Regions from separate parts of the Homo sapiens genome. Here all the other regions are linked to region 3. Evidence: read pairs that join two places in POLR2A ChIA-PET (ENCODE). Cell type or tissue: OCI-LY7. All regions are shown on one strand. Each heading gives the region's core, and the rest is flanking DNA. Links, peaks and the distances in the headings are about the cores only. Region 1 has its middle 25 kb from the start of MIR4708. Region 2 has its middle 16 kb from the start of LINC02324. Region 3 has its middle 31 kb from the start of MIR4708. Region 4 has its middle 36 kb from the start of FUT8-AS1.

What was found. ChIA-PET counts read pairs that join two places held together with the same protein. Peaks named below come from ENCODE experiments on the same cell type or tissue, not always from the same donor. Only the 100,000 strongest peaks of a DNase experiment are listed, where the experiment ranks them.
Region 1: POLR2A ChIA-PET joins it to region 3 with 20 read pairs; 7 of 35 experiments call an interaction of 5 or more read pairs at or near these places.
Region 2: POLR2A ChIA-PET joins it to region 3 with 68 read pairs; 8 of 35 experiments call an interaction of 5 or more read pairs at or near these places.
Region 4: POLR2A ChIA-PET joins it to region 3 with 13 read pairs; 4 of 35 experiments call an interaction of 5 or more read pairs at or near these places.

Annotation. Positions count from the first base shown.
Region 1 is chr14:65,355,872-65,363,542 of GRCh38, reverse strand. It overlaps a transcript of FUT8 not described here. Among named protein-coding and RNA genes, the nearest start is that of MIR4708, 25 kb to the right of the region's middle. RefSeq lists enhancers at 7,507-7,596, 6,417-7,616. In OCI-LY7, for the core only: a CTCF peak has its summit at 3,782 (motif pointing right); DNase peaks (open chromatin) are centred at 3,230 and 3,792; H3K4me3 peaks cover 1,176 bases; H3K27ac peaks cover 3,346 bases.
Region 2 is chr14:65,202,558-65,210,228 of GRCh38, reverse strand. No RefSeq gene overlaps it. Among named protein-coding and RNA genes, the nearest start is that of LINC02324, 16 kb to the left of the region's middle. RefSeq lists enhancers at 1,735-1,824, 5,088-5,197. In OCI-LY7, for the core only: no CTCF peak of the experiment used is centred there; DNase peaks (open chromatin) are centred at 3,308, 3,638, 4,038 and 4,658; H3K4me3 peaks cover 3,487 bases; H3K27ac peaks cover 4,000 bases.
Region 3 is chr14:65,300,119-65,307,789 of GRCh38, reverse strand. No RefSeq gene overlaps it. Among named protein-coding and RNA genes, the nearest start is that of MIR4708, 31 kb to the left of the region's middle. RefSeq lists enhancers at 3,089-3,188, 5,319-5,388, 5,409-5,508 and a silencer at 4,739-4,838. In OCI-LY7, for the core only: no CTCF peak of the experiment used is centred there; DNase peaks (open chromatin) are centred at 3,249, 3,499, 3,779, 5,649 and 4 weaker places; H3K4me3 peaks cover 3,831 bases; H3K27ac peaks cover 4,000 bases.
Region 4 is chr14:65,373,222-65,380,892 of GRCh38, reverse strand. It overlaps a transcript of FUT8 not described here. Among named protein-coding and RNA genes, the nearest start is that of FUT8-AS1, 36 kb to the left of the region's middle. In OCI-LY7, for the core only: no CTCF peak of the experiment used is centred there; a DNase peak (open chromatin) is centred at 3,140.

The DNA.
Region 1 (7,671 bases), core at 2,010-6,009, 56 kb before region 3:
GCTCACACCTGTAATCTCGGCACTTTGGAAAACCGAGGCGGACAGATCACCTGAGGTCAGGAGTTCGAGACAAGCCTAACCAACATGGTGAAACCCTGTCTCTACTAAAAATGCAAAAATTAGGCCAGGTGCAGTGGCTCACGCCTGTAATCCCAGCACTTTGAGAGGCCGAGGCCAGTGGATCACCTGAGGTCAGAGTTCGAGACCAGCCTGACCAACAGGGTGAAACCCCATCTCTACTAAAAATACAAAAATTAGCCAGGCTTGGTGGCGGGCACCTGTAATCCCAGCTACTCAGGAGGCTGAGGCATGAGAATCGCTTGAACCCGAAAGGCAGGGGTTGCAGCAAGCCGAGGTCACACCACTGTACACCAGCCTAGGAGACAGAGTGAGATTCCATCTCAAAAAGAAAAGAAAGTCCTTTCTGTACCTGCCATGTCTCAAATTCCTTCAGTTTAAAATATCCAATATGCTAAGGTAGTGTGTCCTAAACCTCATTACCTACTCCAGAAGTTCTTTTTTTTTTTGAGTCTCATTTATGAGGACAGAATTTCTTCTCTTTTTTTTTTTTTTTTTTTTTTGAAACAGAGTCTTGCTCTGTTGCCCAGGCTGGTGTACAGAGGCGCAAACTCAGCTCACTGCAGGCTCCGCCTCCCAGGTTCGCGCCATTCTCCTGCCTCAGCCTCCTGAGTAGCTGGGACTACAGGCACACACCACCACGCCCGGCTAATTTTTTGTATTTTTAGTAGAGACGGGTTTTCACCATGTTAGCCAGGATGGTCTCGATCTCCTGACCTTGTGATTCACCCGCCTCAGCCTCCCAAAGTGCTGGGATTACAGGTGTGAGCCACCACGCCCGGCTAATGAGGACAGAATTTCTTAATCAGAGGATATCTGGGGTCAGGTCTAGAAATCTGCACTTTTATTTTTAATTCCAGGTGATTCCTATGCATACTAATTGTTTAGCATTGCGTATCACCCTTGACCCTAAAGCAATTTGGGCTTTTTGTTTGTTTGTTTGTTTGTTTGTTTGAGATGGGGGTCTTGCTATATTGCCCAGGCTGGCCTCGAACTCCTGGGCTCAAGTAATCTTCGTACCTCAGCCCCCTGAGTAGCTGGGACTACAGCCACCACACCCAGCTTCTAAAGCAATCTGTAATCCATTGAGTCATTAGCTTAATTCTCAGCTCATCAATTCCTGTATTCTTTCCCTCAAACAGTCCCCCTTTTGAACTGAAAACACAGCATGCTCCTTAGAAGACAGCGTTGTGCTATTGGAAAGAGTAGAGGGAACAATTGTTGACAGGGACTATTTCAAGCTTTGGCAGGGAACACTTGTTAGAACAATCATAGCTAAATCATAGATTGTAAAACAGCAAAGCCTGGGAATCTGCTCTTCAGGGGTTAAAACAACATGCAACCCAACTAGCTGATCAAGTGTTCCAGGAATAAAAAGAACTGACAAAGAGCTTCAGAGTCATCACAACTGGCGAAACCAAAGCTCCATTGGCAGGCTGGAGGGTTGTTGAAACAAGATATGCTGCAACAAGTTCTGGAGTGAAAGAAAGAAAGCATTTCAAACAGCTGATGAAAGTTTATAAAATAGAGATAGGGGAGGATCTACCACAACATTCCCAGCGATTTCAGGAAATACCCAAGGCCACTAAAAGTGGATTCTTGGGGAGAGGAGAATGGGAGTTATAATTTATTTATTTATTTATTTATTTATTTATTTGTTTGTTTGTTTGTTTTCTTTGAGACAGACTCTTGCTCTGTCGCCCAGGCTGGAGTGCAATGGCACAGCGTCTGCTCACTGCAACTTCCACCTCCGGGTTCAAGCAATTCTCCAACCTCAGCCTCCCAAGTAGCTGGGAATACAGGCACATGCCACCACGCCCGGCTAATTTTTGTGTTTTTAGTAGAGACAGGGTTTCGCCATGTTGGCCAGGCTGGTCTTGAACTCCTGACCTCAGGTGATCCCCCAGCCTCAGCCTCCCAAAGTGCTGGGATTACAGGTGCAAGCCACCGCACCCGGCCATAGTCTATTTTTAATGTAAAATACTGAGTTTCTATGAGTCAGTAAGGTTAGTGCCCTTACTTAGGACAATAGTAATTTAGTCCTAGTAAGTATCCTTACAAGGTCTCTAGTAGATCCTTACATTTATAGAGCTTTTTTTTTTTTTTTTGAGACAGAGTTTTGCTCTTGTTGCCCAGGCTGGAATGCAATGGCACAATCTCGGCTCACCACAACCTCCGCCTCCCAGGTTCAAGCAATGCTCTTGCCTCAGACTCCCAAGTAGCTGGGATTACAGGTGCACACCACCACGCCCGGCTAATTTTTGTATTTTTAGTAGAGACGGGGTTTCACTATGTTGGTCAGACTGGTCTCGAACTCCTGACCTCATGATCCGCCTGCCTCGGCCTCCCAAAGTGCTGGGATTACAGGCATGAGCCACCATGCCTGGCTTTATAGAGCTCTTTACAGTTTAAAATCACCATGTAATCACTCTCATGTGATTGTATAGCACCTTGAAAGTTTCCAAAGTTCTTTCATCATACCTGATGACTTACCATCTTCATCACTGCTCTGCAGCATTTACCATCCCCATTTTGCAGAACAATTTTTTTGAGAAAATATGGGCTCATAAAATTACAGAATCTCTCCAAGGTCACCCAACTAATTTGTGTTCACTAAGTTGTGAACTCAACTTCAGTGCTTCCCCATTTCCACACCTGACTTTCTATTATAGACTTCTGCAAACAATAATAATAAAAAATAAAATGTAGCTCAGCCCATCATAGCATTTGAGGGCTATAAGCCAACTTCCCATTTGACAGATGAGAAAACCCAGGCACAAAAATGTTGAGGCTTTGCCCCAGGTCACATGGTTATCAACAGAGTCCGGATACTGGATCCCCATCTCCTCATTATCCAGTGCAGAGCTCATTCTACTTTGCCCTGCTTCCTCTCATACTTTGTGGATAGCTAGATATAAATCACATGTGTACATTTGGAATCTTGGAACAAGTGCCTTTAATAGGCCAGTCCTCTGAAGTATGGGAGCCTAACAGATTAAAAATGCTTTAGGTTGATTTAAAAAGGCATCTCTGGCCTTTGAATTTAGCTTTAAAAGCTTGGAATGTTTGTCTTCTTACTCCATAATGGTATAATCAGTACACTTACCACATTAAGCAATGCAGAAACACCTGCTGTGAGTCGTGCCCACATTTCTATTATTGGTATAGATGGCTGTAAACCCAGCTAATGGCAAGACTGACAGAGTTGTTTCATGTTAGATTTTGATAAAAGGGAGAGAATCATGCAGATTTGAAACATGATTTGTAAAATTACCAGTTATCAGAGGATGCATGAGGGCTAGTCCCACAACATAAGGTAAAAATGAGTGTGCCTGGCCAGGTGCAGTGGCTCATGCCTGTAATCCCAGCACTTTGGGAGGCTGAGGCGGACGGATCATGAGGTCAGGAGATCAAGATCATCTTGGCCAACATGGTGAAACCCTGTCTCTACTGAAAATACAAAAATTAGCTCGGTGTGGTGGTGTGTGCCTGTAATCCCAGCTACTCGGGAGGCTGAGGCAGGAGAATGACTTGAACCCAGGAGGCGGGAGGCGGAGATTGCGATGAGCAGAGATCATGCCACTGCACTCCAGCCTGGGTGATAGAGCAAGACTCCGTCTCAAAAAAAAAAGAGTGTGCCTTGCAGGGATGCAATCAGAAAATTGTAAACCCACGTTCATAGCTGTATTACTCACATTAGCCAAAAGGTGGAAGCAACCCAAGTGTCAGTCAACAGATGAATGGATAAATAAAATGTGTTCCATGCATACAATGGATTATTATTCAGCCTTAAAAGGGAAGGAAATGCTGACCACAGTATAACATGGATGAACTCTGAAGACATCATGCTAAGTGAAATGAGCCAATCACAAAAAGACAAGTAGTGTGTAACATACTTGGAGTAGTGAAATTCACAAAGATAAAAAGTAGAATAGCGGTTGCCAGAGCTGAGGGGAGGGGAGAATGGAGAGTTTGTGTTGAACAGGCTCAGAGGTTCAGCTAGGGAAGATGAAAAAGTTCTGGAGATGTATGGTGGTGATGGTTGCACAACAACGTGAATGTACTTAACGCCACTGAACTGTATAGTACACTTAAAAATAGTTAAAATGATGAATTTTATGTTATGTATGTTTTGCTGCAATACACAAGAAAATGAATGTGCCTTGTTTATTGGTTTCTTCTCTCATTTTCGACGGGCAGCAGAGCATGTGTCCTTGGGGCAGCCCAGGGATTCCAGCTCAAGCTCCAGATTGTTTGCATCCTTCTTCAAAACTTCACTAAAAACACCATCACAAGAAAACAGTAAGACAAACCCCAAAAGTAAAACAGATGCCCTGGTCTCTTCAAAAGTCAGTGCCCCTAAAAAAGAAAAGATTGGTTCTTAATAGGAAAAAAAACAGTTCTAAAAGACATTTTGGGAGCAACTGAAAAAGTGTGAATATGGACTCAGTATTAAATAATATTAAAGAATAATTATTAGTTATTGTAGATGTGGTCATAGTGTTCTGGTTGTGTAGGAGAATGTCCTTATTTGGGGTAACCATATGCTGTTAAGTATTTAAAGTGTCATGATGCTCAGCAACTTATTTTCAAATTATTAAGGGGAAAATATATGTACTCACCAAACAGTAAAATAATAGCACAAAAAAACACAAATAACAGCAGAAAACAAAATGGCAAAGACATAGATAAAACAATTATTCAGTGTAAATTATGCAGGGCATGGTAGCTCACACCTATAATCCCAGCACTTTGGGAGGCCAAGATGGGGCTGTCCACTTGAGCACAGAAGTTCAAGACCAGCCTGGACGACACGGAGAAACCCCATCCATCTCTACCAAAACCACAAAAATTAGCCGGGCATGCACCTGTAGTCCCAGTTACTCTGTAGACCGAAGTAGGAGGATCGCTTGAGCCTGAGGAGGTCATACTACTGCACTCCAGCCTGGGCAACAAAGTGAGACCCTATCTCCAAAAATGATAATAATAATAATAATGTAAAAAAAGTAAATGATGTATTTAAAGGTGTTACTTGCATTAGTTTTCAACATTTTTGTACATGTGATAATTGTTATTAAAAAGTGTTTAAATATTGAGTATCTATGGTTTAATAAATATTTTTATTAATTTATTTATAATTCACACAAAATAATTGTACATATTTATGGGATACAATGTGATGTTTCAATGCATGTGTATACTTTATAATGATCAACTCAAGGTAATTACTATACTCATCACTTTAAACATTTATCATTTCTTTGTAATAATACTCAAAATCTTCTCTTCCAACTATCTTGAAACATAGACTGCATCGTTACTAGTTACAGTCACCCTACCATGTAATGGAACACTAGAACTTATTCTTCCTAACTGTAACTTTTTACCTGTTGACCAACCTCTCCTGTTCTCCTCCCCTCCCTACCCTCCCCAGCCTCTGGTAACCACTATTCTACTCTCTGCTTCTAAGAAATCAACTCTTTTGGATTTCACATATGTGTGGAAATCATGTGGTGTTTGTCTTTCTGTGCCCAGTTTACTTCACTTAACATAATGTCCTCCAAGTTCATCCAGAAGTCACTATTAAATTGCAAATTTATGCCTTCTCTAGTCAAACCACCATTACCACCAGTTCAGGGTGTACCAGGCACTTTGCTAAAACTTCACACACACTATTTTATGTGATTTGCACTCTGCCTCTATCAAGAGACTATTGTCATTACCCTCACTTTTGCAGATGAGAAACTGAGGTGCAGACATTAAGTAACCTGTCCAAGATTATGCAGCTAGTGAGTGACAGAGCCGAGGTTTACACATAGACAGTCTGGCTGTAAAATAGGTCACATCTTCCAAACTGGAAGCCCTGAAGAAAATTTTAGATACTGAGGCAAGCCTATGATGGAGATGTGTTGGGGGCCCTCAAATCATGGCCATTAAGGGGGTATCTCAACCACCTAAGGGTAGGGTCTGCTTAGGCTGCAGAGCCCTAAAGAAATAGCCTCTGTTCGAGTATTCTAGCAGTGAATCTGGGTATTTTGCCCCTCCCAGGGAAGCTGAGACTGTTTTACAGCTATTGTCTCATCTGTAGCCCTAGGCAGGATGGGAACTGTTATAAATAATTCTTTCTAGTTTCAACTCTGGAGACTTGCCCGAGGCTTCTGGCTCTGTGGTCCACACCTGGCTTCTGTAGACAGCAACAACAGTAACTACAGCAGTTGACATTTTTATAATACTTGCTATGTGACAAGCACTCTTCCAAGTACTTTAAATACACTAACAAATCCCTGCAACACTTCTGTGGAGTAGACATATTATCCCCATTTTAGAGATAAGAACACTGAATCACAGAACATAAGTAAATGCCCAAGGTCACACACCTAGTAAGTGAAGGAACCTGGCTCCCGCCAGAGTAAGTACTCATGGCTTCTATTAATCCAGATGAGACCCAGAAGCTCCCTTCTGGTTCTTACCTCTCCTGGGGAGAACTTTGTCCCAGTGCTTGCCCCTGACCACATGAGTTGAATGAAATCAACTCAGGTGGCACGGAAAAGAGGCCAGCAGTAGTGGCCTCAGTGCCTCTGCCAGATATGTGAGCCGGTGTTCCAGTACCCTGCTCTCTCCACATTTTACCTTTGGGCCTTTGTTTTTTTACAAAGCAGCAGTAACTCCCAGATGGTTTGATATCAGAGGTCATCACCCCACCTTGCTGCCTACTAAGGACATGGTGGCCCAGCCCTAACAAACCACAGAAAACTTGCATGCTTGTCTTCAACGGAAAGAAGAGAAGGCTTCCTGGTGGGCCCTCCCTAATGGAGCCAACCACAAAGCCAGCCATTGGACAGGACTCTAAAGTAAGGAAAGGCAGTCCCCTCCCAATTCCCCACCCACACTCTCTCACCTGCCACGTCAGGAAGTGTAGGGTGAACCTCTTTATACTCAGGTGTTAGTCATGCTTCCTATCCCTCCCAAGGGGGCATCCTAATATGGGATCCCTTGGAGGCAGCAATGACTCACCCAAAGGAATGACGCTGGTAACAGAACGATCATCAAATGATGATAATCGAATGAGGCTTTTTTTTTCCCTTTCTGCTATAGGAAAAAAAGAAAAAAATATATTTTTCTTTTCTTTTCTTTTTTTCTGAGATGGAATTTCACTCTTGTCACTCAGTCTGGAGTGCAATGAGGCAATCTTGGCTCACTGCAACCTCTGCCTCCCAGGTTCAAGCAATTCTCCTCCCTCAGCCTCCTGAGTAGCTGGGCTTATAGGCATCTACCACCATGGCTGGATAATTTTTGTATTTTTAGTAGAGATGGGGTTTCACCATGTTGGCCAAGCTGGTCTTGAACTCCTGACTTCAGGTGATCCACCCACTTCAGCCTCCCGAAGTGCTAAGATTACAGGCGTGAGCCACTACACCCGGTGGAAGAAAAAATTCTATTCCTCTTCACTGACCTCCTAGCTCCCCAGTTAGCTAAGGCTTTGTGTTTAGCGGTCAGTCTTAGTTCCTCATTTTGTCTTGGGGGTAGTGGTGGCAGCAGTTAGCTAATGGTTTCTCTATAATTCAAGGGTCAAACCCAAGAAGGAATTAGATG
Region 2 (7,671 bases), core at 2,176-6,175, 98 kb after region 3:
CTTTGAGGTTTTTGAGGTTTTTTTTTTTTTGAGAGGCCTGAAGGTCATTTCCTGAGGAAAGAACCCAGGAAGAACAAATGTAAGTTTCAATCCAGAAGGGTCAATTTCTACATGTATCCAAAAAACTATCAATGGGACTACTGGGGCAGTTTCAGTTCCACAGGGTTTAGAACCCAGAGATTCCAAATTATTAGGTACTTACTCTGGAAACAAATTGTGGGTGAATCCACTTGAGTCAAGGATTAATTTTTCAAATTAATGTCTTATATAGAATATAATGATCATTAATAGATGTTATTTAAATGCATTAATTTAAAGCCTCCATTGTTAAAACTCAACAGCAGCCATAACAATTATTTAGAACTTAGGGAACAAGATTTTTTTCAAGGAGGAATATTTTTATTACTGTAACTGTTTAGAATTGCCAGCATGTGGTGAAAATAAAAAGCAGACTGGATTTTAGTTTGTTTTAAAATTCGCTACAGACAATGCATCCCTTATAGCCTGCACCTGGGATGGATGGATCCCGCTGGCTGCCCCATCCCTGGTACCCCAGTGCCTCAAATGAGGAGCAGGGGCAACTGTCATCCAAAACCTTTGGAAGAGGGCCTTTGTGACAACTCACAAAGTCAAGGCCTGCATCCAGGTTGCGGATCTGTTTTGTTTGGTCTACAATGTTAAAAAAATTTTAAATTAAAAACTTAAAACAAACCTTTGAGGTCTTCTGGCAGGGTGTGTATTTACAGTTTTTCACAGTCCCCATCACTCCTTATTTATCATACCTTGTCCAATTTGCCCACTTAAATTATCTGACTGGCTTATGTAGGTATCTGGGTTTGTGACCCTACTTTGTGACTGTTTCTACAGTTGTCCTTTTTCCAGTTCTTTAGCTTTTTAGGGTTTGCCCTCTTCCCCTCATTGGCCGCAGCTCACCAGTCTCCTCCTGGCCCCTCAGCTTCACCACTTCAGAGACCCTTTCCCCCTTGTTTAACCTGGTAGTTGCTCTTACTTTATATCTAATTCCATTACTGCCACTCTGCTTCAGGAAGGAGGCACTCAGGCAGCCACTAAGCGATCCTTCTGTTTTTTTGTTTGTTTGTTTTGTTTGTTTGTTTTTGAGATGGAGTCTCCCTCTGTCACCCAGGCTGGAGTGCAGTGGCACAATCTTGGCTCACTGCAACCTCCACCTCCCGGGTTCAAGTGATTCTCGTGCCTCAGCCTCCTGAGTAGCTGGGATTACAGGTGCATATCACCACGTCCAGATAATTTTTGTATTTTTAGTAGAGACGCGGTTTCACCATGTTGGCCAAGCTGGTCTCAAACCCCTGACCTCAAGTGATCTGCCTGCCTCGGCCCCCCACAGTGCTGGGATTACAGGCGTGAGCCACCACGCCCGGCCTAACGGATCCTTCTTGAACCTGAGTTGGGCAACTGCCCCCCTTCCAATGGGAACTCTGGTCCTCAGCTTCTTCTGTGACGCTCAGGGAGGCCAGCAAGGAAGCCACCCTTCCCAGAGTCCAGCAAGGGGCTCACTCCCGTGGTTGGTGGTAGGGAAGTGAAACTGCCTTTCCAAAATTATGACTGAGACAGTGAGAAAGATCTAACTTATCTGTCTCCATCTTGCTTCTAACCTCCAAACTGTCCTTGTTCATTCCTGGGCGTAGGCTGAACTAACTGGGAGAAATGTAGTTTATAGTTTAAAACAAAGATGACGGTAACAGCCCTTTCCCAAAGCAGACCTCCTTTTTGCCTAGGGACTAGATTGCCTTTGTAGGACTAACAGCCACAAGACTAGAAATTATGGTTGTAGGAGTCATGCTGCTGGAGGCTACAAGATTCTGACCCTCACTAAACTGCTCCTAAGATTAGTGTTTGAGCTATTTTGTAGACTCTGCACTTGATGGATCAGTTGGCACCACCCAGACTGATAAACTGAATCATGTGATCTTGTGGCTCCTACCCAGGAACTAACTCGGTGCAGACAGCTTCAACCCCCTATGATTTCATCCCTGACCAACCTGCACTCCCAGCTCACCGGCTCCCCACCCCCAACCCACCAAGTTGTTCTTTTTTTTTTTTTTTTTTTTTTTTTGAGACGGAGTCTCCCTCTGTCACCCAGGCTGGAGTGCAGTGGGGCGATCTCGGCTAACTGCAAACTCTGCCCCCGCAGGTTCAAGTGATTCTCCTGCCTCAGCCTCCTGAGTAGCTGGGATTACAGGCGCACGCCACCATGCCCAGCTAATTTTTGTATTTTTAGTAGAGATGGAGTTTCACTATGTTGGTCAGGCTGGTCTCCGACTCCTGAGCTCATGATCTGCCTGCCTCAGCCTCCCAAAGTGCTGGGATTACAGCCATGAGCCACTGTGCCCAGCCCCAACCCACCAAGTTGTTCTTAAAAATTCTGCTTCTTGGGTGTGGTGGCTCATGCCTGTAATCCCAGCACTTTGGGAGGCCGAGGTGGGCGGATCACGAGGTCAGGAGATGGAGACCATGCTGGCCAACATGGTGAAACCCCGTCTCTACTAAAATACAAAAAAAAAAAAAAATAGCTGGGTGTGGTGGTGCGCACCTGTAGTCTTAGCTACTCAGGAGGCTGAGGCAGGGGAATTGCTTAAACCTGGGAGGCAGAGATTGCAGTGAGCCGAGGACGCTCCACTGCATTCCAGCCTGGCGACAGAGCAAGACTCCGTCTAAAAAAAAAAACAAAACAAAAAACAAACATCAACTCTGCTCCCCGAATGCTTGGGGAGACTGATTTGAGTAATAAAACTCAGGTCTCCCACACAGCCAGCTCTGAGCGAATTACTCTTTCTCCATTGCAATTCCCCTGTCTTGATAAATCGGCTCTGTCTAGGCAGCGGGCAAGGTGAACCCCTTGGGTGGTTACAGAAGCAGAAGGGGAGAAACAATTTCCAAGCCCTGAACACACATGCAGAGTCGCACCCACAGTTGGCTTAATTTAACATGACACAAAAAACGTTCCTGGCTAAACCGCTGCATATTAATTTGGACAATTACTTTCAGCCAGTGGCGTGCTAGGGCCAGCTTATACTGGCTCCAGAGAGGCAATTGTTAAACACTCAGAATTTTAACAGCAGGTTGGTGTCTTGAAATCGGCCACTGTTGGAAGTATTTACACCAAGGAAATTGGCAAATGTTATGAACTAGGGCATTTGGGGTGGGAGAAAAGAGCCACTTTACCAGCATACTCCTGCCTTTAGCCCAACTCAGCATTTCCTCCACCCACAAACTCTCAGTTTTGTTTGGTCTATTTCCCTCACTTACGCTTTAGTAGAGGCCGTATAGTGCAGTTAAGAGGAGGGGCTATAGGGCCATACTATCCTTGTGCAAGTCTATACACTAGCAATGGGACCCTGAGCACACTGCTTAATATCTCTATGATTCCTTGTTCCCATCCCTATGACTAGAGCTGTTCATTGCACCTTCTCATAGGATTTTCATGGGGTTAAATGAGTTAATACATTCAAAGGACCTAGAGCAGTGCCTGGAGAAAAAGGAGCTCCACAAGTATTAGCTATCATCATTCTAAAACTGAAATTTCAGTTAGTTCTCTTATTTTACTTTTGTGGTTAGAAGATGCAAATATCTACTCACCAGTTTAAACCCTGCACTGCTTGCTGAATATAAATATCCCCAATGCCTCACTTTTGGGTGAGTAATACCAGGTCAACTCACGCCTTCTTCCTCTCAAAAAAAAAAAAAAAGGAATAGCAGTGATACATGGTAAAAAGCCTACTCATACTATGATTCCAAAATGTGGGTATTGGTTTTGCATCTCATTTCCAGAATTAGAAAAAGTCTCCTCTGTATTTAGTTTTTATAAGTTCTCCTTTTTTTTTTTCCCATTTCAGTTTTAAGATGCGCTGTATTTTTCTTATTTTCAGGGTCCCGAAATCAGGATGGGTGTTTCAGTTGATGCATGCGTTTGATGTGGTTGTGTTTCTTTTCCTCCGCCTAAAAGCAGTTATTAAAATGATGGCGTTTGCAGATCTAGATTTGAAAGAAAAGAATAATGGTGCATCTTGCAATCAATAGTGTTTTAGAATCCAGGAAACACAGTAATAATACTCAACGAAAAAGTCAGTTCTAGGATGCCAGCTTCCGCATCCAGTGTCTTGTCCCCAGGAGCACGATGTTCCAAGGGTGGGGCTGTGTCCTGTTGTGCCTGCTGCAGCCATGCTTTCTTTCCTTTAGGATCAGTGTTGGTGGGGGCTTGGCCCAGGATTGGATGGTATCTTGTTTTGTTTTTTTGAGATAGAGTTTCACTCTCTCGCCCGGGCTGGAGTGCAGTGATCGCAGCCCACTACAGCCTCGAATTCCTGGGCTCAAGTGCCCTCCTGCCATGGCCTCCCAGTTCTGGGACTACAGGCATTAGCCCCTGTACCCAGCCATGGATGTTTTTTAAGTGTGCAAAGATTCCTCCTCATTCTTCAATTAAAAGCATAGTGAACCATCTGCTGGGCTGGGATTGGACTATGAGAGAGAAAAGCACTAAGACAAGCTGAAAACACAGGTGAAAGTAGCAAGCAGGCTCCCAAATAAAGAGCAGGCCCAGCTCTGCCAGTCAGCACGCGCACACACACACACACACACACACACACACACACACACGTTATGTTTTTGAGTCACGCCCCTTCCTTGTTCCACATGATTGGTCTACACTTCACACTTCCCCTATAATCTCAGTTTCTTTCACCTGGTTTCTTGCCCAAACAGCTTGTTGGGTTTAAGAAGGAGAAATCTATAAAAGAATTGAAGTCTCTTCAGGGAAGGGCCTAGCAGAGCAATTCTGGCTGTGGCAACTCCCCTGGGGTGGCTCCTCCCTAGCCATCTCCTGAGCACACAAGCAAGGACCCTTTCCTCTCAGCTGTCACTCTGGACATGTGTAATGATCCCAATACAGGAGACTCTGAGCCGCAGCCCCTAGGCCCACCTTACGTGTGAGAACTCTCCTGTGTGAGGCCGAGGCAAAGCTGCACGGGATCCTGAGAGAGCAGCAGCCAGAGCAGAAGCTGCAGGAGAGACTGGCACATGGAAGCCAGCCTGTCTCCACAGCCCATGTTCTTGTTTTGTTCTAACTCTACGTGCTTTGGTCGGTTTCCCCTACAACACAGCAGCAGCAGGTGGGCGCACAATGCAGGGACCGGCCCACCCTGACATGGCTGTGTTTGGCAGCCCTGCACACCCCCTTTTCTTTTTTTGCAGGAGTCAGGAGACTGGGGTGGAAGAGGTGGAGACCCAGTCATATCAGGCAAGGGAGGTCTGCACTGCGCTGCAGCCAGAAGGCTAACAGATCACATCCCCACTGTCCCTTCCCAGCTCTGCTCTCCTGCTCTGTGGAGCAGGCCTGGCTGGATACCCCACATGCTACTGCTCTGCATCCACCCCACCCCCACATTCACACTGAAGCCACAGTCCCCAGGCTTACTCCCAGCCAGTGCTGAGCAGGGGTGCAGGGGGTGGGCACTAAGCAGGCCATTTCTGCAAGATCCAGGACTCCTCCAAAGGGCAGCTTTGGCCCAGAGACTCCTCCTCCACCCAGCTGAACCTTTCTCAGAGCCGGGCTGCAGCCTAAGTCTCCCTACCTGTGCAGTAAAGAATTGAACCTTGCCCCTCAAAGAGGTCTAGTCTTTACCCTTGGCCCCCGGGAGGTCATCTTTGTTTGCCTGGGGGTCTTAGGCTGGCCAGATAGTAACAGTGTGACTTAGGGTGGGGAGTAGCCACACCAGAAAAGCCAACATTATGATTTGCATGGGGCTTGGGGTCACCAAGGTACCAACCAGGGCTCGAGTAAGCTTCCCTGCAGGGCACCCTTCAGATCCCCATCTCCTCACAGATACCTTGTTTATAAACCTCCACTAGCAGGATTCTGGAATTAAACACAGTAGCAGTTGATTGGCCCTTTGCAAATGAATTGAAATGGACCAATAAAAATGGAGAAATACACATACTCAGCAAATTATAGTAACATAGGCTTCATCCATCTACAAGTAAGAGAAAATGGCTGGGCACAGTGGCTCACACCTGTAATCCCAGCACTTTGGGAGGTCGACGCAGGTGGATCACATGAGGTCAGGAGTTCGAGACCAGCCTGGCTAACATGGTGAAACCCTATCTCTTAAAAATACAAAAAATTGGCCAGGCGTGGTGGCGCATGCCTGTAGTCCCAGTTACTTGGGAGGCTGAGGCAGGAGAATCACCTGAACCGGGGAGACAGAGATTGCAGTTAGCCGAGGTCGTGTTACTGCACTCCAGCCTGGGCAACAGAACAAGACTCCGTCTTGAAAAAACAGAAAAGAAAAAGAAAATGCAGCACGGATAGGTTACACAAGAAACAGAAATGAGCCAGAAAAACACTCCCAGTCCTTGCCAAGTTGGCAGTAAGCAGGGTGGCCGGCTCCCTCTCCCAAATCCATGCTGGAGAGACCATAGAGGGAAACAGGGATTCCAGGAACCAACAACCACAGCAGTAGCAACAAAACGTGTGAACCCCCTGGGGAGATGTCTCAGACCAGGATCTGGCCTTGGACACTTTCATATATGCACATGATACCAGAGTGAGCAGCCAGTGGCTTAGGGATGAGATGCTCTAAGTGGGGCATTGTCACTCCCTCAGAAGACAAATAGCAAACCCCATGAGCCATAAGTGTATCCAAAGCAGGACTGAACAGACAGACCAAGAATGTAAGACAAGCCCCATACGTATAATTAAGGCGCTAAGACAAAACAGAGTAAGTAGAAATATTGTGTCCAGAATTTATTACTTCCGGTGGGTTCTTGGTCTCACTGACTTCAAGAATGAAGCCACAGACCCTCGCGGTGATTATTATAGTTCTTAAAGATGGTGTGTCCGGAGTTTTTTCCTTCAGATGTTCAGATGTGTCCAGAATTTCTTCCTTCCGGTGGGTTTATGGTCTCGCTGACTTCAGGAGTGAAGCTGCAGACCTTCGCAGTGAGTGTTACAGCTCTTAAAGGCAGCGTGTCAGGAGTTGTTTGTTCCTCCCTCCCAGTGGGTTCATGGTCTTGTTGACTTCAGGAGTGAAGCCGCAGACCTCCGCAGTGAGTGTTACAGCTCATAAAAGTAGTGCGGACCCAAAGAATGAGAAGCAAAAAGATTTATTGTGAAGAGCGAAAGAACAAAGCTTCTACAGCATGGAAGGACACCTGAGCTGGTTGCCGCTGCTGGCTGGGGTGGCCAGCTTTTATTCCCTTATTTGGCCCCGCCCACATCCTGCTGATTGTTTTACCAAGTGCTGATTGGTCCATTTTACAGAGTGCTGATTGGTCCATTTTTACAGAGCGCTGATTGGTGCATTTACAATCCTTTAGCTAGACACAGAGTGCTCATTGGTGCATTTACAATCCTTTAGCCATACAGAAAAGTTCTCCAAGTTCCCACTTGACCCAGGAAGTCCAGCTAGCTTCACCTCTCAATATTAGGCACAAGAAAAGTAAAAACAGTCAGTGTGTAGCTCAAGTCTATAATCCCAGCAATTTGGGAGGCTGAGGCGGCAGGATTGCTTGGGCCCAGGGGTTTGAGACCAGCTTGGGCAACATGGCAAAACCCTGTCTCTACAAAAAATACAAAAATTAGCCAGGACTGGTGGTGAGCACCTATAGTTCCAGCTACCTGGAAGGCTGAGGTGGGAA
Region 3 (7,671 bases), core at 2,009-6,008:
CCTGGTGCTGTTTCCCAAGTGGTTTCGACTATAAATTCAAGAAGACATTTGATGTTTAGCTACCCAAAAGAAGCACAAGGATTCACTGGATGTGTCAGATAACCTACAATTTCTACCAAACTTCTGGGTCAGCTTTGATTTGCATTATATTGTGATCATTTACTTTTAAATATTTCAGCATAATTAATATGATATATATGTCATCTACACACTGGGAGCAGTTAATTAACATTTGGTGTCTTCTAAAGGAAAGGCACTCTTCAGGAATGAATAACATCTGAAAGATTATAAGCAGAACTCTAAGCAAAAAAGATCTAACCAGAGGGCCACACCACTACAACTTCAACCATCTTTATTTCATATTAACACCAGAGGGCTTGTTAGCTAGCATAATAAATGTTAGATATTAATTTTCACTGGTAAAATGAGTTGTGTTCAAGATAGGTGCATTGGCTGTAAATACTGCGTAGGTACTCTCCCCTTTCCCCAAATGGATCAGTAGCTTATAGGCTTTCAGGATGGCCTGAGCCAAGGATTGAGTCCAGTCCAGTGTTAAACCACCTGCAAGTGATTCTATCACCTGATGCCAACTGGAAGTTGAGTTTAACCCTGCCAGTTTCTAGGGACAGGCCTAATAGCTACTGTAAATTTCAAGCAGTAATAAATGTACACAATACTTCAAGATAACATTAACAACAGTAAGGTGACATGAAAATATCCATAGTTTCTATTGGTGACTATCTTAGTCTGTTTTTTGTTGCTATAAAGAAATACTTGAGGCTGGGTAATTTATAAAGAAACGTGGTTGATGTGGCTCATGATTCTGCAGGCTGTACCAGAAGCATGGCATAAGAATCTGCTTCTGGTGAGGGCTTCAGGCTGCCTCCACTCATGGTGTGAGGCAAAGGGGAGCTGGTGTTTAGAAATCATGTGGTGAGCGAGGAAGCAAGAGAGAGGGGGAAGGTGCCAGGCTCTTTCTAACCATCAGCTCTTATAAGAACTAGTAGAGTGAGAACTCATTACCTCGAGGAGGCACCAAGCCAGTCATGAGGGATTCAGCCCCATGACCCTAAAACCTATTAGGCCCCACCTCCAACACTGGGGATCAATTTCTTTGGGGGGGGACCAAAGAAACCATATCTAAACCATAGCAGTGATAAAGTCACCAGTTCTGCTAATATGACTGTAGTTTCTTACCTGTATTACTACTCAAGAAAACGCTAAAATCATTTAGAAGTTAGTAAAAAATATATATATTTTTTTCATTCAAGTACATAGAGTCTCTGAATTTTATTCACTGACCTCACGGCGGGTCCACGGACTCAGGATAAGAACTCCTGAACCGGAGTCCAAGACCAGCCTGATCAACATGGTGAAACCCTGTCTCTACTAAAAATACAAAAAAATTAGCTGGGCGTGGTGGCGTGTGCCTGTAATCCCAGTTACTCAGCAGGCTGAGGCAAGAGAATCACTTGAACCCAGGAGGCAGAGGTTGCAGTGAGCCGAGATTGCGCCACTGTACTCCAGCCTGGGCGACAGAGCGAGACCCTGTCTCAAAAAAAAAAAAAAAAGAAAAGAAAAGAAAGAAATCCTAAGCCTTACCTAGTGAATGTTTGATACTAGAGAAGCCACTCAAAAGGGCCTCATTATTAGTAATGCCCATAATGGGGACACCAATGTCTTGGCCAACAGGGTCTCTCCTGGGAATCCCAAAGCAGTCTGTAGGGCTGGGCTGCATATAGAATCTCCCCAACTGGCCAGGCATTGTGGCTCACGACTGTAATCCCAGCACTTGGAAGGCCGAGATACGCAGATCACCTGAGGTCGGAGTTCAAGACTAGCCTGGCCAACATGGTGAAACCCCATCTCTACTAAAAATACCCAAAAAATTAGCCGAGCGTGGTGGCAGACACCTGTAATCCCAGCTACTCAGGAGGCTGAGGTGGGAGAATCGCTTGAACCTGGGAGGCGGAGATTGCAGTGAGCCGAGATGACGTCACTGCACACTCTAGCCTGGGTGACAGAGCGAGACTCTGTCTCAAAAAAAAAAAAAAAAAAAAAAAAAAAATCTCAACTGTGTGTTCCCAGTCCCCACAAAGACTTCACAAAAGCAGAGTCTTCATCTATGATGAGTGCTACAAGAACACAGGCAGCTACAATGTAGCATCGGTCTGGCACAGGTCAACTTCTTTCTCAGCAAATCTAGTTTTTCCTAAGGAAGCAGCAGAGATCTATGGCAGACTCTAACACAGACACACCCATTCACTTTACCTCCAGAGCACTTTTCCCTTCCAGCTACTATATCCCCACATTTGCATAATTAAATGAGCCATTACACTGGTTTTTCCAAAACTAAGTAACCATCTGCCCTAAAGTTGTATCCATGTCTTGCCTCTTAGAAAATTCAAGACTCACTTCTGGATTCTTTTAAAAGCCTAGGTTTATTGTTGAATTTCCCTGTGTGTTTTCTCCTCTTTTCACAAACATTTCAAAAGTCTTCAGGTCAAAACTCAGTCCCACCTCAAACATCCTGAGCTCCCTTCTCTCAGGCAGTCTCTGAAGCACATGGCCCAGCCCTGTGATGGCGACAGCACAGGGAGATCTCCTTCCCATCAGAGTCACTGGTAGCTCTCTCCCCCTCACTACCACAGGGCCCTGACGTGGCTTTCACAAGAGTCCCACAGCAGGAAGATGCCACTCAGGGGGCACAAGCTGACTGGGATGCTAGAAGGGGATAGGATCAGAGATCAAGAAAAGCAGAAGAATAGCTTCCTCCACTTCCAGCTCTGTTCTCTTTTGTTCTCAGGCCAGGAGGGTGTTTAGCACCCTGAGGGGACCGTGTCCTGGACAGCTTAGTAAAAAGGAGAGAAGCCTGGGCACAGTGGCTCACACTTATAATCCCAGCACTTTGGGAGGCCGAGGCAGGCGGATCACGAGGTCAGGAGTTCGAGACCAGCCTGGCCAATATGGTGAAACCCTGTCTCTACTAAAAATACAAAAATTAGCTGGGCGTGGTGGCGGGTGCCTGCAATCCCAGCTACTCAGGAGGCTGAGGCAGAATTGCTTGAACCTGGGAGGCGGAGGTTGCAGTGAGCCGAGATCACACCACTGTACTCCAGCCTGGGTGACACAGTGAGAGACTCCGTCTCAAAAAAGAAAAAAAAAAAAAAAGGAGAGAAAATACAGAATCAATCTAAGTGCAAGTGTTATTCTCACTGGCACCTGCATGTGGGAGGCTGGCCAAGAGAGAAGAGCTAGGTGGAAGGAAGTGGCGCGAGGCAGATGAGGAGGCCAGAGGACAGGAGAAGGGGCTGGGCAGGGTCTCTGCCTTCCTGCCCTCTGGAGGCACTCACTTTATCACACTGGTGGCTAGGGATGCTGGGGTCAGGAGGGGCAGCGAAACAGGCTTGCACCTCCATGGGTGCCTCTGCCCTCATCCAGCACCCTATGCACAGGCCGCATGCCACTCTGGTCATGCCTACCATGGCTGGCAGGTGCTATTTATCACTGGGTCTTTTTACCTAAATGTGGCAGGGAGAGAGGATAAGGAGGGGAAACTCTTCACAGAAAAATGTTCTTTCTCTCTAGATCCACGGGCTCCTTATTCTTCACACGTCTGACTTGATCCTTTGCTTCTTCCAGATTCAGACCTTTCTTGTAAGTGGTCCCTTCCCGAGTCCCAGTGTGCTCATTCTTCCAGGGGCTCGTAGTTACTGCCTTGAGGGAACCGTTTGGGTGTCAGCCACCTGACCCCAGGTTACAAGCAGAGGAGCCACAATTAGCCTCTATTCAAACAAAGGATTCCATCTATAGAAGCTCATTTGTTTTCCTCGCTGCAGCTGGCTGGGCTGGGGGGCTGGGGGGCTGGGAGGGGGTTTCTCTGTCACTTTTTTCTTAAACTTTTCCTTTACATCCAGGAAATGACCAGTTCATTACAGTTAAAGAGTAAGTTAGGGGCCGTCCCAGCAACCAGCCAGCTCCTTGTATTTCGGGCTTTTTGTTCCATTAAAATACCAGAAGAGCTGTTTCATTCGGGCACTCCCTTTCCGGGGCTTGAAGAGAACCCAGAGGTGATTTCCAGCCATGGGTCTCCCTGTGAGCCTTGTAAACCCTCAAAATCACCACCCTCCCCTTGTATCAGGAAGCTTAGGGCAAACACCTCCAGCTCTAGTGAAAGCTGGATTTCCTACCCGCCTCCCACCCCTAACCCTCCAGCCCCATCCCCAAAGTACCACTGGATTCTGGAGTCAGATGAGCCCCAGCTGTGTCGCTTCCTAGCTTCGTGCTCATGGGCAAGTCAGTTAAACTCTCTGAGCCTCAGAAGGGAATAATGATAATGGTGATACCAACTCGGAAGGTTTGCAGAGATTAAAACCCAGTGGGATTTGTAAATGATGCTTAATAGACTTTAAAAGCCTATTTAAAGTTAGACAGCATCATTTCTCAGAATGCTGGGCTAGAGAGGAGCTTTTAAGATTTTTTCTTGTGTGCCTAGAATGTAAGCATCTGCAATGGCACTTCTAACACCCCTGGTGAGGGAGTCCTAATCAAATAAGGGTGGGTCTACTTGTCATGTGTCCTTCAAAGAGTTAAATACTAAAAAGAAACTTGCAAACCTTAAGGGAACCTCAGTGCTGGACACAGTGGGAGAAAATCTATCTCCGTTTCCTGATGGTTCTGGGTAACTGTGTGAACTTAAGAGGCTTAAGAAGACATAGGAAACAGTCACACCTGCCTCACAGATGATCTGAGTTGACAGTCACCCACAGCCCCCAAAGTTGTGGTGGCCTAGGAATGACAGCACAGAAAATCACCCCAGTTTCAGTCTGACTGGACCCCACCCTGCTCCCTCCCACCCCATCCCCTTCTGCCCTCTTTATTCTTGTCTCTCTGAATTGACAGTGGGTCAGGTCTGTCCAGAAAGGGTTAACCTTCAGGCTGTCGGCCAGGTGATTACTAAACTGGAGCCCTGACTTTTATTTACTGGCACATAAATCTTTGCTTTGACAATTGTGTCTGAGTGTTTTAACGCCTAGCTGGCCCTGCTGGAGTTTGTTTGACCATGTTTTGAAAAGTGACTTCAGTGCTTGTGGTAGTAATTGGCCTGGCACCACGAGCTGGCGACACGGCAGCGTGATGGACTGCAGCAATTTGAACTCAGCAGCTGATTTATTTTCTGTGGCTTTCTGCTTCTGCTGCTTCTGGTACTGCAAAGGCATGAAGTGGTCAAAGCCAACATGGGGCCCAGGGCCTTCTATCTGGTAGGTATGCATGGCGTGTGGAGGTGGTGTTTTTCTGCTAGATGTCCTTCTAGAAATGGCCAGGAATTTTCCAATGGCTCATGATAGAAAAGCCTCCTATGTAGTGTTTGGCCTGTGATAGTCCTTTGGGTTCAGTGTCTACCAGGTTGACCTGAGATACGCTTTGCATATCTCAGTGTAGACATAAACCCGAATGAGAACAAGCAGAGAAGATTTATGGAGAGCTCTCTATAGCGAGGGAGTCAGCCACTAGCACTTGGTTTTAGCAGATAGTCAAAGTCAGGCGGGGGAGTAGGCAAGCTTTAGAGTGAGAAAAAAAGGGGAGGGCTTCAGGTGTGCTCTGATAGGAGGTTGTTGGCATGAAAGAGCTGGAGGCAGGCTACTGAGAAGCAGGGTGCCCTATAGAATTGGTGTAGAGAGCATATCTGGCTTTCTCTGGTTGGTCCTGAGTTGGAAGGAGGGCCAAAATTTAGGGAACCTGGCAATGATTGACCAAGTCCTGACTGGGGGCTGATTGCTATAGAGGCTGTGGTTTGGCTTCCTGGGCTGGTCGCTACAGAGGCTGTGGATCAGAGTTCAGTTTTCATATATGGTCTGGCCATTGTCCATTTGCATATTTGGTCTCTCGATGGAGACTAAATTTGAGAATCCTGGTCAGTCTGGATTACGTTGGCATGGTTAAGCTGCTGCCTAGTAAAAATGTATTGCGCAGATGTTTATCATAGCGGTAGTTATAATTGCAAAAAAACACAAAACATAAAACAAGGCTGGAAACAGCCAGAATAGTCAATTTTATAGAATTAAAATTAAGGTGTACCCACATTGCGCTAAACTTTAAAAGTGAAGACATTCTAATGACATTGGAAATGTTTATAAATGTGATGCAAAATGACAACTTGATTCAAAAATCATACATACTATGTAATTTTAGGTATAAACAGAGGTTGGAGAGTCTTCCTGGCCCTTAATTTTTAGGTAAGATGTCCTCAAATACCCGTCACAGGGGTATAGGCAGTCCATTACCCCCCTGGGATTTCTGAAAACTTTCTGAAGATGCATACAATCGTCCTATGCATACAATCACCCAGGCTGTGAGCTCCTACTTCCCCAGGATTATTTAAATTCTGGAATATTGGCTCATCACCTGTCACACGCTGCCTCTAACCTATGCCATGTCAATCCAGTTGTAGAGCTCAGTTCTTTCCTTAATTTCAACAAAAACTCAGTCACCTAAGGCTTTGCATAGAGCAGAGGTATCCAATCTTTTGGCTTCCCTGGGCCACATTGGAAGAAGAAGAATTGTCTTGGGCCACACATAAAATACACTAACACTAACGATAGCTGATGAACTAAAAAAAAAAAAAAAAAAAAATGGTCCGTGCATAAATCTCATAATGTTTTAAGAGAGTATACAAATTTGTGTTGGGCCACATCCAAAGCCGTCCTGGGCCACATGCAGTCCGTAGGCCGCGGTTTAGACAAGCTTGGCATGGAGGGATTTATATCCTGCTAGGCATACTAAAAAATCAATATTGTTAGCTGGGTGTGGTGGCTCACACCTGTAATCCCAGCACTTTGGTAGCTGAGGTGGGTGGATCACTTGAAGTTAAGCGTTTTGGACCAGTCTGGGCAACAAAGCGAGATCCTTTCTCTACACTAAATTTATACACACACACACACACACACACACACACACACACACACACACACACACACACATATATGGCACTCTATAGATATAAGCTCTCTCTACATACATATTATGTATTCTCTCAGTCTGTCTGTCCCTTGGCATTTTTCCCTGTTCCGGATCCAGTCTCCCGATATGTTCTCGAGCCACTTTGTCTTCCTTTTCTTTCCTTTCTCTTCCTCCTCTGCCCTCACCTTCTAGAGGAAACACAGATCCTTCCTAAGGGATAATAACGGCATAACATAACGCAACCAATTCATCTCTCTCCAGTTCCTGCTGCAAACTTTGCTCTCCCTCCACATATCCAAGAACTCTGCTAAAGCTTTAAAATTACCAATTGTATTTTTTTTTTTTTGAGACAGAGTTTCGCTCTTGTTGCCCAGGCTAGAGTGCAATGGCGCGATCTCAGCTCACGGCAACCTCTGCCTCCTGGGTTCAAGTGATTCTCCTGCCTCAGCCTCCCGAGTAGCTGGGATTACAGGCATGTGCAACCATGCCTGGCTAATTTTTGTATTTTTAATAGAGACAGGTTTTCTCCATGTTAGTCAGGCTGGTCTTGAACTCCCGACCTCAGGTGATCTGTCCGCCTCAGCCTCCCAAAGTGCTGGGATTACAGGTATGAGCCCCCATGCCTGGCCACCAATTGTATTTTTAAGGGCTGCCAGGTTACATTTGCTCTGAGAAACAGGACTTCTTTTCCTCCCAGGCCCTGTTGGGTGA
Region 4 (7,671 bases), core at 1,564-5,563, 74 kb before region 3:
AGACTTCTAATTTTCCAGATGGTAAATGGGAACCTCTAAATGGGAAACTTGTGACATTGACTGTCCCTTTCTCTGCGAAACACTTTCCAAAATTGGGATCAATACATTCAGAAGTAGCTGCCAAGGATTTCCTTCATTGACATCCAAGTGAACCAAGTTGAGATTGGGGGTAGCTGCAAGAAAAGGCAAGAAACATGACCAGCCTGCCTGAAAGAGCCTTGGAGGACCCCAGAGGGATGACCCTTCAAGTGGGAGTAAAGTTGGGGATGAGGTTGCAGAAGGCTGGGAGAGGTTGGGATAAAATCAGGGTAGCATCCCTACTTGGCTCTCCACAGCGTGAATATTGAACCACTAGAAATTGTTTCCAAAGCTGCTGTTGGACCCCTTGCCACAGGCTGCTGAACCATGCCTCTAAAATACTACATTATTCTATCCCTATCCATTTATTATTTTTGTCTAACCTTCTACTATGGTTTTAATGTGTGATACAGTTTGGCTGTGTCCCCACCCAAATCTCAACTTGAATTGTATCTCCCAGAATTCCCATGTGTTGTGGGAGGGACCCGGGGGGAGGTAATTGAATCATGGGGGCTTGTCTTTCCCATGCTATTCTAGTAATAGTGAATAAGTCTCATGAGATCTGATGGGTTTCTGCTTTTGCTCCTTCCTCATTTTTCTCTTGCCACTGCCATGTAAGAAGTGCCTTTCACCTCCTGCCATGATTCTGAGGCCTCCCCAGCCATGTAGAAATGTAAGTCCAATTAAACCTCTTTTTCTTCCCAGTCTCGTGTATGTCTTTATCAGCAGCGCAAAAATGGACTACTACAATGTGTCTCCTCCAAAATTCCTGTTAAAACTTAATCCCTATTGTGCTGGTATTAAGAGGTGGGGCCTTTGGGGAAGTGATTCAGTCACGAGGGCAGAGCCCTCCTGAATAGATTAGTGCCTTATAAAAGGGCTAGGGAACTAGCTAAGGCCCTTTTTGCCCTTTTGCCTTCTTCCAGGTGAGGACCCAGTGTTCGCCCCTCCTGCCATGTGAGGATGCCCAGCAAGATGGCCCTCACCAGGTATCAAATGCCAGAACCTTGATCTTGGACTTCCCAGCCCCTACAACTATGAGAAATAAATTTCGATTGTTTATACATTACTCAGTCCATGGTATCCTGTTATAGCAGCACAAACGGAGTAAGACACTCACTTACAAAAAACAGACTCAAAATAATCAGGCCCCCTTTTCTTGAACCCAGAACGGCATGCAGTGCTGTGGAGACTGGATCCTGGTTTGCATCACTCACCCACTACAATTTCAGCTCCAAGCACATAAAGTAATTAGTACTCACTTTTTTTTTTTGTTTTTTGTTTTGAGACAGAGTCTCCCTCTGTTGCCCAGGCTGGAGTGCAGTGGCGCCATCTCGGCTCATTGCAACCTCCGCCTCCCAGGATCAAGCGATTCTCCTGCCTCAGCCTCCTGAGTAGCTGGGACCACGGTGTGCACCACCATGCCCAGCTAGTTTTTTCTATTTTTAGTAGAGACAGGGTTTCACCATGTTGGCCAGGCTGGTCTCAAACTCCTGACCTCAAGTGATCTGCTCGCCTCAGCCCCCCAAAGTGCTGGGATTACAGGCATGAGCCACCACACCTGGCCACTCACTAGATATTTATTGAATGTTTGAACCTTGCTTATATGATGCTGCTTTCTTGTGTTTCTGCATGTTATTTTTATTTGTTTAAAAAGCTTCTTGTGTTGGCCGAGAGAGGTGGCTCACGCATGTAATTCCAGCACTCTGGGAGGCCGAGGCAGGCAGATCACCTGAGGTTAGGAGTTCGAGACCAGCCTGACCAATATGATGAAATCCCATCTCTACTAAAAATACAAAAATTAGCCAGGCATGGTGGAATGTGCCTGTAATCCCAGCTACTAGGGAGGCTGAGACAGGAGAATCGCTTGAACCCAGGAGGCGGAGGTTGCAGTGAGCTGAGATCATGCCACTGCACTCCAGCCTGGGCAATAAGAGTGAAACTCCATCTCAAAAAAAAAAAAAAAAAAAAAAAAAACCTTCTTGTGAAATTTTTTTAGAAGTATTACTATATTTTTCATAATTCTTTACATGGAAGAGTCAAAGAAAATTTTGATGCTGTAAGGGTCACTATGTAGACAAACAGATGTTTGGCTAATCTTCTAGTAGACTTATTTCACCTATAGTCCTGGAAGTATTCTAACATCGGAAAATGAGGGAGTATTAATGTGAAACTTTAAAGTGGAACAGACAGGGCTTTCTGTCTGTTTCCAAAATAAATAGCTTTCAGGTGAAATTATTATGGCTGGAAGACTTTATGGGTGACATCACCTGACATTTACTTAAGGTGTTTTTTTAGGGGAGCCTCTATTTCTCTCCTAGAGTCTTGTTCTTCCCTCTTACTTACATCCTGGGCAGGTAGATACAAAACAAACATTTTCATTTCATCTCCACTCCAAAAATCCAAAATAACGACAAGATCAGCAATAGAACCCACACATTTGGCTTTATTGTAGATTCCATCCTACTTAACCTTTTTACCCACTGGCCCTCTGCTCCTGGTGCCTCGGGTTAAAGAAGATTTGCTTGAAACAAACATCAGCTGTCTCTCAACCTCTTTCTTAGCAGCTCACCTTCATCATCATACCCACTTGGTAGGGTGACTCCTAAACTATAATAACAAGAATAGTAAAGTTAATTTTATATAGACTCTTTCATACAGCTGGCTCCATTACAACATGTTTGCCAAGTTAAGAGTTGTAGAATTACAGTGCAGCACTACTGAGTTAAATAATAAGTAACAGCTGATACTAATAATAGCTTAATTTATGGTCTGGTAGAACTGTCACAACTGAGGCAGCTCTCCCTCTGCCCCTCATCTCTTCTCTGTCTTTTCCTTCTCCCTCCTTTGGAAACAGCCACCAAGTGAAGTGCTGAGATTGTCATATGACTCACCATAAATTCAAGTCACTTATTCTTATAACCTGTAGCTTTATAACCGTATTATATCAAAAATTTCCAACTTCTTTGAAGTTGCATCACCCTATCATTGTTTAATTTCACAACTGGTTCTCCTGATGTCATGTGCTCGGTGGGAGGGGCATACCAGGCTAGATTCAAACCTCTTGAGAGTTTGCAACATCCTCAGAAAGATTCTTGCTTTTTACAAGATCGAGGTTGACAATTACTACTCTGCACAGTAACACTGTAAAGAGGATCCTCCTTTCTACTTAAACCAAGGAATTAGAAAGCAAACAAATCAGCAAGGCCATACCGGGATCACATAGCAGAAATTGGGAATGACTATTTTTCCAATGTCTGTGGATGGTGACTTTCCATGAACACTCTGGTCTCACTATAATTGGAAAGAATTCCAAAATATTATTACATAAACCTGATTTTAAAACCCATGCAGCTTTGATTTAACACAGAATGCCCATTTTATCACATTTGGGTTTTTTTAAATTTTTTTTATTTTTACCACCAGGCAAGAATATCACATTTGTTAATCACTTATCTCCCCATTTACTGACCTTAGTCTCTAAGTCCTGGAGCAGAATATGGACTTTTCCTACAATCAAATAACCTGGTGACCAAACTCTCCAGTTCCATCAAAGCTGCACCCTTTGTAAAATATACTCTAGGGAGCTAGAGGGAGTTTGGACCTAGAAGCTTTTCATATTGTCTGCTGCAGCATGTAGGATAATTGTCAGGGTGTCCTCTATGCTCTGATAAAACTGCCAACTTATCTGAATGAAATGTATCTCAATAACACTCCATGCTGGGGAGGGGGCCTGAGCAGGAAGCAGCAGTAACATTTTATGCACCTTTTATTATTGCATAAAAGTGATTAACTGACAATTTATTACTAGGTTAAGACATCAAAACAATTAAAATGAACATAAAAATCTAACATTGCCAGGCTCTTCCGGGCTACCTGAGAGTAACTGACACATCCATCCTTTTCTATCCCTCACGTGAAACTCTTCATAGGAACTCACCTTGCTCTCCAAGACCTCCCTACCTAGAGGTGACAGAAGAGCCCAGGTCTGAGTCCCATCAAACATGGAGTTGTTTTTTGTCAGGGGAAGAGATCTCTTAGTTTTCTTGAAGATGAACTTGTCTGCTATGAAAGAAAAAAAATCAGTGCTTTTAATAACTGTGAGCAGGGCACAGCGGCTCATGCCTGTAATCCCAGCACTTTGGGAGGCCAAGGCGGGTGGATCACTTGAGGTCAGGAGTTCAAGACCAGCCTGACCAACATGGTGAAACCCCATCTCTACTAAAAAATACAAAAACTAGCCAGGCATGGTGGTGGGCGCCTATAATCCCAGCTACTTGGGAGGCTGAGGCAAGAGAATCACTTGAAACCAGGAGGTGGAGGTTGCAGTGAACCAAGGTCACACCACCGCACTCCAGCCTGTGTGACAGGAAGAGACTCTGTCTCAAAAACAAAAACAAAAACAATCTGTGGATGAAACGAGAGATTTTCATTTCTTGCTTCTACCACCACCACATGTTCTTCTTGATTTTGTTTGGCTGATACTAAAATCAGGTTCACAATATTGTATTTGCTCCATCTCTCTCCACCAAAACAGAAGCCTTTCTGCCAACTGTCTTCCTAGTCTCACTGCCCTGTAATATTTGCTAGAATAATAATCATGGAAAACCATACTTGACAAATAGAAATTTTCTTCTGCGGAAAGTTCTTTGGTTTTACTCTATGCTTTCCAGAATACACACCTTTTCTTATTATTTTATTTATTTTATTATTTTTTTTTTTTTGAGACAGGGTCTCACTCTGACACCCAGGCTGGAGTGCAGTGGCATGATCTTGGCTTGCTGCAACCTCCACCTCCCTGGATCAAGCGATTCTCCGGCCTCAGCTTCCTGAGTAGCTGGGATTACAGGCATGCGCCACCATGCCCAGTTAGTTTTTGTGTTTTTTGTAGAGACGGAGTTTCACCATGTTGGTCAGGCTGGTCTTGAACTCCTGGCCTCAAGTGATCTGCCCGCCTTGGCCTCCCAAAGTGCTGGGATTACAGGCATGAGCCACTGCACCCAGCCACAGAATACAAACCTTTTAGATTCTGAATTCAAAATATTCCTCTCTAAGAGGCAATGTCTGACAAACATCAGTTTGAATACCAGTGACACTACTTACTTGCTACAAGGCTCTCTGAGCCTATTTCATCCGTAAAATGGGGCCAAGTCAAGTGAGAGCTATTAGTACTCCCGCCCTATTCTTTTCATTTTAGACAGGGTCTTGCTCTGTCACCCAGGCTGGAGTGCAGAGGCACGACCGTGGCTCACTGCAGCCTCAACATTCTGGGCTCAAGTGATCCTCCCACCCTAGCCTCCCAAGTAGCTGGAACCACAGGCACGCACCACCACAACCAGCTAATTTTAAAACTTTTTTTGTAGAGATGGGGTCTTGCTGTGTTACCCAGCCTGATCTCAAACTCCTGGCTCAAACAATCCTCCCTCCTCAGCCTTCCAAAGTGCTAGGATCACAGGTGTGAGCCACCCCACCTGGTCCTCCCACCCTATTCTTGCTATTTATGTCCATGTCTTAACTATGGTGATCAGCCTGAATTTCATTGCCTACAATATTTGCCACGTGTGGCAACTAGTTTAATTACGATGATATGAGTTGGCAGAAAATAATTTTTTGGAAGTAATCAGATATCTGAAATTTCCTGGGCTCATCTTAAAGGGTGTATTGAGGAACTAAACAAAGACAAGGGTTCTCAGACTTCATATACCCTTAGGATTTCTCACCTTCCACTTAAGAAATGACCACCCCACCCCTGTGTTTATTTATTAGTGACTCAAGAACTTTTATAAGCCAATTACAATGAACAAACAGCTCTTATTGTAAGGCAATAAACAACAGTAAACCCTGACCTTATCTAAATTCATTGCTCTAAGCCACAGACCTGCAGGGAATAGTTACATTTACAACTCACCCTTGGTAAGCCAGTGTGGTGGCTCACACCTGTAATCCCAGCACTTTGGGAGGCAGAAGCCAGTGGATCACGAGGTCAGGAGTTCGAGACCAGCCTGGCCAATATGGTGAAATCCCACGTCAACTAAAAATACAAAAAAAAAAAATTAGCCAGGCGTGGTGGCACACACTTGTAGTCCCAGCTACTTGGGAGGCTGAGGCAGAAGAATCACTTGAACCCAGGAGGCAGAGGTTGCAGTGAGCCAAAATTGTACCACTGCACTCCAGCCTGGGTGACAGAGAAAGACTCCATCAAAAAAAAAAAAACAAAAAAAACAACTCACCGTTGGTTAGGATTGAAGATTTATAGGCACACTAGTCCAGCTGTCTTTGGGGAACTTGAGGAACCAATAGTGCCAAAATACCAAGTATGGAAAGCCAAAGAACTCATATCAGTCAGAGTTACCTTTGGTCTTTCATGGTGTGGGCAGGGGCAGGGGAAGTGGAGGTATAGAGGAAAGAGAGAATCAGAGAAAAATCCATGTTTATCCAAACCCCTTTTTCCCAGGACATTTGAGTATGTAGTACATTATAGACAATTTCTCCTCCAGGTATATAAACCAATAAAATAAATGGAAAATCATTATTGTCCAGTGAAACATGGCAGACTGTACACTCACATTTATCTCTATTCTCACAAAAACAAACTCAGCAAAGAAATTTTTAAATGACATAAACACACAAAGACAAACAGAGCATTAGACAAAGACACAGTAAATGAGAGAAATAAACAATATTAAGAGAAAGCTGAAACCTAAACCTACAGGAAAAACAGATCAACGAGTCTGAGAATCCCAGAAAGACTCAGCCTTTGGGGGCAACTGGTTCCTCCGAAGGTGGGAGTGCTGGGCAGGCCTGAAAACAGGAGGACTGGTTGAAACTTCGTATAAAAACCAAGTTAGATCTCTTCCGGTTCTTCTCCTCTTAACCCTCCTTGCCAGGCAGCTGTCCGTGCCCCACTCCTGCAGGATTCTGCCTGGGAGAGGGAGATCTGGCACAGCTGGAAGAAAGACGGACGGATGGTGGCACTGAAGACCATCTCTACACTGTTTCCCTCCTACAACTGGCTTTTGGCGCATTAGCAGCTAGGCTTGTAGCACCCAGGGGCGAATGGAAGAATTTTTCTCTGAGAAAACTGATAAACCTATGAAAAATTGGGATCCCATACAATTGAAATGGGAGAGTTCCCTGACCCACCGTGGTACGTGCAACAGGGGTGTGGCTCATTATTTTGCCGCTGCACGCTGGAACTCCTTACGGGAGGGGAAGCACACAGGTGAGCAGATGCAGGAGCCGGGGCGAGCACTTTTGGGCTCTGGCGCCACAGCAGTGTCTAGTGGTGTTACAACGCTCTTTTAGCCCTGCCGTTCCCCTGGAGTTTGGTCTTTCTGCATCCTATCTCCTCTCTGACTGCCCCAGCCGAACTCCTCTCAACATTCAGACGCTTCCTTTCTTCTCTCCATCTCTGCCGTGCCACTCTGCTGCTCTGTCACTCTGCCACTCTTCTGCTTGTGGAGCCTGGGGTTTGGGGTTTATATGGCCACAGGATAGGGGGACATGACAGGCCAAAAGGCAACATTTGGGTGCAAAAACAGGAATGCCTGTTGTCATTTACGGCTGCAGGTCCAAGCTTGAGGGTGGAGCCCT